Regions from separate parts of the Homo sapiens genome. Here region 2 is linked to region 1. A link is a contact called in ENCODE Hi-C or POLR2A ChIA-PET data. All regions are on one chromosome and are shown on one strand. The core of a region is the stretch at or near the end of the contact, and the rest is flanking DNA. Distances in the headings are between cores, read along the strand shown. Region 1 holds the start of LINC01152 (long intergenic non-protein coding RNA 1152). Region 2 has its middle 100 kb from the start of ROCR.

What was found. A loop is a pair of places that touch in the nucleus more often than their neighbours do. ChIA-PET counts read pairs that join two places held with the same protein, here RNA polymerase II (POLR2A). Pooled maps may share reads with other maps.
Region 2: a loop to region 1 is called in a pooled map, with 3 times the contacts of the local background. The contact joins the enhancer-like site here to the promoter of LINC01152 in region 1. A Hi-C loop is called at or near these places in 1 of 168 maps with a recorded cell type or tissue (HepG2) and 3 of 50 pooled maps. POLR2A ChIA-PET finds 5 or more read pairs at or near these places in 1 of 52 experiments (HEK293T).

Annotation. Positions count from the first base shown.
Region 1 is chr17:72,027,181-72,032,164 of GRCh38, reverse strand. It overlaps LINC01152 (long intergenic non-protein coding RNA 1152), which reads right to left and starts at 1,511. Exons shown (of 3, transcript NR_110132.1): 1 at 1,314-1,511. RefSeq lists an enhancer at 1,616-2,386.
Region 2 is chr17:71,919,140-71,923,536 of GRCh38, reverse strand. No RefSeq gene overlaps it. Among named protein-coding and RNA genes, the nearest start is that of ROCR, 100 kb to the left of the region's middle. RefSeq lists a silencer at 1,556-1,685. Within about 2 kb of position 1,661, at least 3 of the 41 ENCODE cell types and tissues checked have a DNase peak (open chromatin) inside an H3K27ac peak, as active enhancers do.

The DNA.
Region 1 (4,984 bases), core at 262-2,761:
AGTTCCATCTCTCCATGTTTTAGAGAATTGGGGCACTAAGTCAGCCAGGTAAGGTCAGGTCAGAGGAGGGCCCGGATGAAGCATGAGATGCAGAGGGACAGTGCGTGAATGGAGACCTTGGGTAGCACCAACGTGTAGCGGCAGAGGTGGGGTGGATGTGGCTGATGTCAGGGAGAGAATGGGGAGCATGCACAGGGCTCAGTCTTATACATACATTGAAAATCCTTTAGCCTTTCAAAGATTATTAACCCAAATCACCTTTCTTGCTTACTCCAGATGCCTCAGCCTCTGATATAATTGCTAAGTATCTGCCGTGTTAAAAATAAACATTTGAGAATCAAGGGTGATTTTTCTCTTTTCTTTTGAATTGTAATTGCGATGTACTCATGGCCTGCCATGACGTGAGGTCTGGCTTAGATTAGCCCCTGGCTGAGAGACCCATGCTAATTTAGTGCCTGCAATTATGCCTGCCTCTAATCGTGTTCTGCTCTTTGTAGGATGTACCCTTTGCAATAGAAGCAACGGTTATGCTGGGTCATCTATACTTTCTTGCCCCAGGCCGCTTGTGACACACATTGGTGAGACAACTGGCCAGGATTAGGGGTATGATCTGTGACCCTGAAACAGAGTGAAATTGATTGGCAATGAGGGATGAGGGGGGTGATCCTATTAAAATTATAAGCACCGTAAGTATTCTAATATCTGACCCCTCACTGTAATGGATGTGCACCTACCTCCCAGCCATAAAAATGCTTCCAATAAAAGAATCAAAAACGAAAACATGCAGAAAAACTTTTATGTATGAGTGCATTTGTCTGAGGTGTCATCCAGCTGTAGCTTCAGAGTAGGGGTGCACATGTCAATTGAGAATGATCAGCCTTTGCTTTCTGTCTGCAGAGGCTGGCAAAGGGGAAACAAGCTGCATAGTTTAGTGCTGGCAAAATAAACCACTATGCAGTTATAAACAAGAGTGGGTGGGTGAGTTGAAAGATGGGTGGATGGGTGAGTGGGTTGGTCCCCTTCCTGATGTATAAAAACAGAACTCCTAGGTTTGGGGTTCATGTTACAATTGGACTCCAGGAAAACAGACTATACATTCAAAATCTAAACCAGTTTTAAAGTATAAATTAAAAAGTATTTTCCCTCTAGCACATTTAGATATTATTGTTTACTAAGAGAAAGAAGAACAGGCTACATGCCGTCTTCGATAGCTCCCTCATGCTCCTAGATCCACAAATGATACCAGGGAAGCCACTGCTTGCCTCTGTGCCTTTGGGGAGGCGGAGGTTGTAGGGGGAAGTCTGAAAGCTCACCATCACGGAGCTCCAACTCCTTCTTCCTGGGATGCGGCACTTGCCTGTGAAGCCACAGGAGGCTGGAGGGGTAGAGGCTGGGGGCAGGAAGAGGAGGAAGTGAGGAAGGGGGCGATGCCCGGGAGGGCTCTGGGAGAGTAACCAATTCCTTCACTGGGGGCAGGCGGGAGTCTCCAGGGTCACTATGGGGCAACCTGTGAAGGGAAGGGAGGAAAGGGATTTCCGGAAGTCTCCCGCTCTCCCTCCTGCCTGCTTCCCTCCTTCCCCTAGCGGTTGATTGCGAGGAGCAGCGGAAGGAAGGATGTATCAAACCGAAAGAAGAAAGAACCCCTGCCAGTCGCCCCCATGACATCCGACTCTGAACGGCAGCGATCTAGAGGCTGTGGCGTGTTGCAGATTAACAGCAGCGAGGGCAGGAGGCAAATCAGATGCCGCAGGAGCTGACTGTTTTCTTTAGCCCTGAGAGCTGACTGTAGGCACAGGTTGCATATCAAAGGCAACGGGAATCAGTCTGTGGCAATATTACATCAGGTCCTGGACTGGTGGTGGTGTTGGTTGCGGGGGTGGGCGGTGGGGTCCAAGTCCTAAAAGATGTCAGTCAAACACCAGCTGAGCTTCTAGACCTCCTTCTGTGGCCCTTCTTCTGATCAAGTATGCAAATAATAATACAGTCAGGCTCTACCTCCTGCAATTAGCACAGGGGAGGGCTGAGTAACTGGGAGGACTTAGCCTTCTCCCTGTGGTTATCTTGTAAGGCTTTGAAGTGTAACTTTTGTTTTGTTTTGCTTGCTTTCCCCCTGCATAGAAATTTCCCTTAAGGGAAGGGTGGGTCTAAACTACCTTTAAAATGAGTTTCCACTCCCTGAACAAGGCTTGTAAAAGCTTGAGAGAAAATGCCAGGGGAAAGCATGGAAACTTTCTGGGGATAAACTATGGGTCTCCACCTTTGCACTTAATCAGGGGACAGCCACTAACCCCAGTAGCTGCATGCTTTCTGCCACCTTCATCTACCTGAGCAAAACTTCAAGGACATGTTTATGCTGAATCTCCAGAGAGAGCAATAGAAGCCCAGCTTGAGGGAAATGACTGGACCTTGATTACTTAGGATAAAAAGAGATCAATTTATGGTAGGACTATCTATTTATGTCTGCACATTCATCAGGTTTGCCTAGGAAAGGAGTCTCAGAAAATGTGTTGGAATTGGGCACTTCTGATGTCTATCCTATTCCTTGTCTTGGTTGATAACACTTTCTCCAGTCCCCAGATCTCATTTTAGGAAATGAGACTTGTTATCAGGCATCCTAGAGCCTCCATATTTTTCTGAGTCTTTCTGTGTCTGCCGGCACCATTGACGTTGTTACTATTGCTGGTTTTCCTCTTATATTTTCTGTGAAAATGCTTAGGAGCTTTTAAGAACTGGTGGCCACCAGAGAGGTTAAACATTATAAACAATATAAAGCAAAGGAATCTTAGTGTGCTGTCTTTGGGGTGTGTCATTGCTGTACAGCTTCTCTTTTTTTCCTAAAAAACCCTAATCATCTTCTGTGGTGGGAGGGGTTGGAGTTGAAGGGATGGCTAGTTGAGGTGGGGGCAATTTGTGCTGTACCTGTCTCTGACAGTCTTTTAATTTTTCATTCGTCTATGCAAATTTATTGTAAAAGAGGTATGGCTTTTTCATTCTTTCACTCATTGACTTAGCCATTCAACAAACATATATCCAGCATGTGCCTTGAGTAGGACAAGGCTGAACACTGTTTTTAAAAGGTATGTTTCTGTAAAGATGCACTCTTCCCTGACCACCAGACCCTGCCAAACCTTTGAGAGAGTGTCTCTGAGAAGGAATGAGCAAGGGAAAATATCCCATTAGAAGGGAACTCTTGGGTCCTCACCCCTCCTGAGATAGAGATGAATAAGGGCATCTTCTAAAGCACTGAGAACTGTTAAGCTGTCCTTAAGCGGGTGAGGGATATGACTTTTGAAAATAATAGTAAAAACAGTTTATGTGGGGATAGTTTATGAGAGTTCACAGAACCCTTTCATGTGTGTTACTAGAATGAGTGTTGGGTTGAAGATTAGGCAGACATGCTCCCAATAATACTTTTGAAGCGCTGGACACATGCTGTGTTTCACCAAGAAGTTAGCAATTGTTCATAGTTGTAGTATCTGTGACACAGGTCCCAAATGTTCAGATTAGCTAACGTGACCAAAGAGGAGAGGCTTGACATCTCTTTCGCTTGGTTCCATCTCCTTATTTTGTCACTCAACCTAGTGTGTGTGGTCATCCGTTCACAAAACAAAACAGAGATGAAAAACCAACTTAAAAAAACAGGGCTGGGCACGGTGACTCACGCCTGTAAACCTAGCACTTTGGGAGGTCGAGGCAGGCAGATCACGAGGTCAGGAGATGGAGACCATCCTGGCTAACACGGTGAAAACCCGTCTCGACTAAAAATACAAAAAATCAGCTGGGCGTGGTGGTGGGTGCCTGTAGTCTCAGCTACTGGGGAGGCTGAGGCAGAAGTATCGCTTGAACACAGGAGGCAGAGGTTGCAGTGAGCCAAGATTGCACCACTGCACTCCAGCCTGGGCAACAGAGTGAGACTCTGTCTCCAAAAAAAAAAAAAAATGTATATATAATATATATAAAAATATATACATAATATATAAAATATATATTTTATATATTTTATATATAATATATAAAATACATATGTATTATATATTAAAAATATACATAAATATATATAGAGAGAGTGATGATTTTAGGGAACAAGTCTGATTTCAGGATTTTGGGTTGCTTCTGTTCCTCTGGGTGTTTTCTTGGACCCAGAGTCAATATTTAAAACAAAACAAAACAAAAACACCTACCAATTCTCAAGTTTTGACCCTTGTGTCATTTATCATCAGAAGTCATGGGATGCACAATTATAGGACCCAGGATTGAGTTAATCTTTGAGGGATAAATTGTGGCACATTCTGTTTTTGAGGGCTGTTGCAAATCTAAATATCTTTGTCAGTGATTTATGATCTTCTGTGATTGTTTATTTAGTTTCCTTGGTCAAAAAAAAAAAAAAAAAGGCAGCTTTTAGGGTCAGCCTTCTGTGAACAGCGGCTGGACATCTCAACAGCCTCAGCCCAGCCTTGGGCTTCTGCTGAGATGCAAGCATAATGACCAGGAATGTGATCTATCCCCAGCCAGATGGTCAATAGCTGGAAATACTACTCCCTCCACGGTAATTACAATCTAGGGGAGGTTGAGAGGGAGGATCAGCAAATCTGGTTGATCTGAATGGATTTCCACTCCACGTTCAAGCATTTTGGGTTTGAGAAAACCCCCAACACTTCGAGCCCTGGGCATTTTTTCCATTAATATTTTAAATTGATGTTCATGTCAAGGGAAATTTAATACATAGGTTTCTGATTCATTTACACTTAACTCATCAAAATATTGTTCTGTAAGAAGTGATTGGTGTCCAAGAAATCTTAAGAGCCTTTTTATAAGCTTTTAAACTTCTTTTAAACGTTAAGAAACAGAAGTTACAGTCTCCCCAGTGTAAACAGGAGTGAATCCCTGGTTGAGGGGGAGGGAATGCGGGAGGATGGAGAGAGTGGATATAAGGCGCCAAGACACACTGACCTCAGTCCTTGAGGGACAAGAAAGTGGAGCCCAG
Region 2 (4,397 bases), core at 412-2,911, 110 kb after region 1:
GGTAAAATGCCATTTTGTATTCTTGGTAACTTGTCTATTCTGTACATTGAAGTCGAGTTGGAGACTTTTTTTTTTCTTTCTTATTGCTCTTCTGGATTGCAGCTTTTAAAATTCAAAGCTGCCTAATGGGCTGTTTAGGAGGTAGTGAGACCTCTATCACTAGAGACATTTAAACACCTGATAAGGGGTTGGACTGGATGACCGTTTCCAAGTCTGCAATTTGTGATTCTATATCCTGTGTTCTTAGAGCACTTAATAAGGGCAGTTAAATGAAACATTTAGTTTAAACAGTTATCCACTTATAGCCTATATTAGGCTAAATGCATTTTGCATATGTTTAAGATGACTCTTACTATGGTAAATAAAACCTTAGCATTTTCCTGATGCTCACAGGAGATTTTGTGACAGCAGGTACTGGAAATGCATTTAAGCTCACTCGGCAATTGTTTGGTGCTATACCACGTATTTTACCAGTCATTTAACTTGATCAATTTTTAATAATACAAATATACTGTAGAAAGTGACACTGCAATTTAGACAAGGGCACATAATATTTTACAAACCTCAAATCTGGAAAAGATAAGGTACCTTTTTCCCCTTGCTACCCACAGATACAAAAATAAACGCTTTAGCAAGGATTCCGGCAAGGAATCAGGAAGCCTGAGTCCTAGTCTTGGTTCTTCTATAGGTAAGAAGGACTGAGGGCTTTACATTTTGCTCTGTGTATGGAAATTCAAGGTGCAAAATAGTAGTATAATTTAACAGACACCAGGAGCTGGGCCCCTCTTGCACAATGCCATTCATAGTAAACCTATGAGGCATCAAGGGGCTATTAAAATAGTTCCCAACCCAGCACAGAGACCCAGAGCTGGAAGGAACATTCTGACTATGCAGATGAGTTCAGAGCCTGGGAGAAAACAGGATGTGGGCTCCTGAGAATTGCAATAAAGACTGAAAGCATGTGCCTCCAGCTTCAGGGCTTCTGGGTGAATTTCTGCTTCAGTCACCTGATATCCCTTCACCATGACATAAGCAAAGAGAATTCTTCCCACCTGATGGCAGAAACTCACTGATAGTTACTCCATGGCTTTATGGTAGCTGCCTCATGTTGACTTCCAGTTCAGAAAGCCTCTGTCTACTCTCTCTTGTTGATTCTGTTTTCTCAGTGGAATCCTGTATCCCATTTACCTGGAGAAAAAAAAAAAAAGGTACTTTCAAACAAGATAAAAATTAAAACTCCAATGAATCAATCAACCCTCACTCCTTTGCTCACTCAGATTGTCTTTTATGTCACTTTTGTGAGATTTTGAGTGTGCAATGGAAAATAAGGTTTTTGTAACAAGTTCAGACCTTTGCTGATATCTTTCCCCTTTCTACCTTACCTAAATTAGGTCCTTCCACTTTATGATGTCACGATACCCAGCACTTGCCCTTCACAGTACTTGACACATTTGGATGACTATTTCCTGAATGACTTTCTCACTCTCTAGATGAAAAATCTGTAAAACCAATGATCATGCCTCTCTTGTTTACCAGCTTTTATTCGCCCAGCAGCCAGCATAGTGCTTAGAACAGTAGGCACCCAGGAAGTATGTGGTTCAGACACTTATTCTGGCTTGTGTTTTATTTCAGCATACAGCAGTGTTGGGTTAGGTGGGGTTGGTGTAGTCATCTGGTGATGTGGTTTACTTAAGCAGTCAATGAGAATGTTCTGATCAAGATAAGACTTCACACTTCTCCCACTGACTTATTGATATCAAGTAAGTGCCAATTTTTTCAGAATTCCTGTCTTGTAATTTGTCTGCTAAGGTAAATATGGATGAAGAAAAAACTGTTATAACAATTATACAGTCAAATGCATTGAGGAAAAAAAATGTACCATGCCTAACATTTATATCCTCTGGTCATGCAGTAAGTCTCAGTGTGCTACTGACAGGTCAGTTTTTGAAAGTCTCCTAAGAAAACCAAAGAGATTTGGAGTTCATTTTGAAATGAGTGGAAGAGAGCTTACAGTGGGTTCTTTTATCCCTCTCAAGTTAATTCAATGTGCTACTTGTAGCTTGGGTTTGATCTGAGGTATGAATCATTCATTAGGTAAGCGGCTTAAAGGTGCTGGATCTAAATCATGCACGTTGCACTGTGGTTGGTGAAAATATCAGGTTCTTGGCGATGATTGGTGGAAATAAATCACCTCTTTCTTGTATCATAATGTAACTTTATTTTTTCTTTTTAGATGGAGTTTCACTCTTGTCACCCAGGCTGGAGTGCAATGGCACGATCTCGGCTCACTGCAACCTCCGCCTCCCGGGTTTAAGTGATTCTCCTACCTCAGCCTCCCGAGTAGCTGGGATTACAGGCACGCACCACCACACCTGGCTAATTTTTGCATTTTTAGTGGAGATGGGGTTTCACCATGTTGGCCAGGATGGTCTCGATCTCTCGACCTTGTGATCTGCCCACCTCGGCCTCCCAAAATGCTGGGATTACAGGCGTGAGCCACTGTGCCTGGCCAGTAATTTTTATTTATTTCTTTTCCTCTTTTCTACCTCTCCCCACTCCTCTTCCCCACTTCTCCTCCTGCACTCCCTACTCTTTCTTCTTCTTTTTTATTCCCTTTCCCAACCCCTGCCTCCTGAGTTGGCCTTTTCTGGCTGTGTAGGACAAATACTAGGTAATATTCAAAACATGCTCTGAAATATTCTACAATTCAGAGACTTGGTCACATCAATTTTGGTCATTTTTGATCAGGATGGCGGATATTAAGTTTCCAAACTCAGAATGCATTACTAGGATAAACCTGTGTGGAGTCCTTTAAATTCCTTAAATAGCCAGAAACAGGCAGTTAGATCTTTCTTCCTTTTTTTTTTTTTCGTGCAAGTGACTGCAACCACCATGCTAAACTAATCATATCATTTTCTAATTTATTTGGAATGTGTATTTGTACAGCTATATGTGTATACATATCTATCTATACTTTTAAGGAAAATGAAGTCAGTAGTCACCAGTTTTTCTTTTTTTTTAAAGTCAAATAATCCCAAATGCAGTAGACCTTTTCCAAATGCATAAGAACCTGAGAAGGGTAGATTTGCCTGTTCTGAGGATCTGATTTTCTAGCTCGCTTACTTCATTCACTTCACCTCCATCTCGGGGCTCGGATCATTCCTGATAAGGCACTTGGACAACTGGTTCTGGTTTCAACTGAAGTCTTGTAGCCCTACTTTATTTATTTAGATTTTGTTGTTGTTTTTAAATATTACAGTCGGCTAATGCCAGTTTCGAAGATGAGGTTTTTATTTTCCAGGTTTTCTGTCTTTCATCTTCTGTGGTCTACAGCTTCACATCGAAGAGTTCTCTTGAAATAGGGACTGTTTTGTGCCACTAGCAAATACACTGATAAATGCTAAACGGGGCTTGCCATGAATCATTTGGTCACAGGATCTTAAGGAACCGCTAGGCATAATTATTGTCTACAACTGGTCAAGCCTGAGACATTCTGTTAACATTCCTTTAAAAGATCAAGACATGGAATAGTGTAATGGATATAATCGCTCTAAAACGAAGTTCTTTTGTCATATTAGAAACAAGGGTTTATTTTGAGGGTAGAAACCAAGATAGTCCTACTTGTGTTGTATTCAGCCTTATAAAAGATTTTTTATTTCTTTAAAAAACAACCAAGCCATAATGACTCCTTATTTTCTTTCCATATTTGAAACAACTGGTGATCAAGAAACAGTTTAACCCAAATTCCAAATCTTTGAACACATATAGGAAATGTACCACTTCAAAGGGGGCTGGGCAGAATTCACTGGGCCGTAAGGAGCCTATATTCTATTTCTCCCCTGTCTTTCCCCCTCTATCTCTATCTATCTCTATCTCTATCTCTATCTCTATCTCTATTTCCATCTCTATCTCCTGTCTTTTCCTTTTGTTCCCTACTATAATGAGGAAGAAGGATAAAAAAAGTGATTTGGCTGGAACAGATCGGAACTGAGTAAAGTTGAATGAACACAAATCTTCCACAATGAAATGTAGATTTGTCTAAGCTATAATGCCAAATATGTTTTTTTCTTTCCTTCTCAATGGTAGCAATAACAGAGAAGCAGATTGGCCTCATGATCAAGAGGGAACTTTGCCCAACTCCTGGTCTTAATGAAACAGAGACTTGAAAAACAACAGCAAGCCTCACATGGTCTGGCAGAGATTCAGAGTCTCAATCTGAGCAAGGCTTCAGGAAACCTCTCTACCCGCTTTGCTCTGTTTTTTTCTTTTCTTTTTCCTATTCCATCCTTTATCTCCCTGTACCATCAGTGTTTTCTGTGTGAAATTTTCTTGATGTTTCTTAATAAGGGAATCAATTTGACTTGAGACTGCATCAGATCCAAAGCATAAAGAATGGT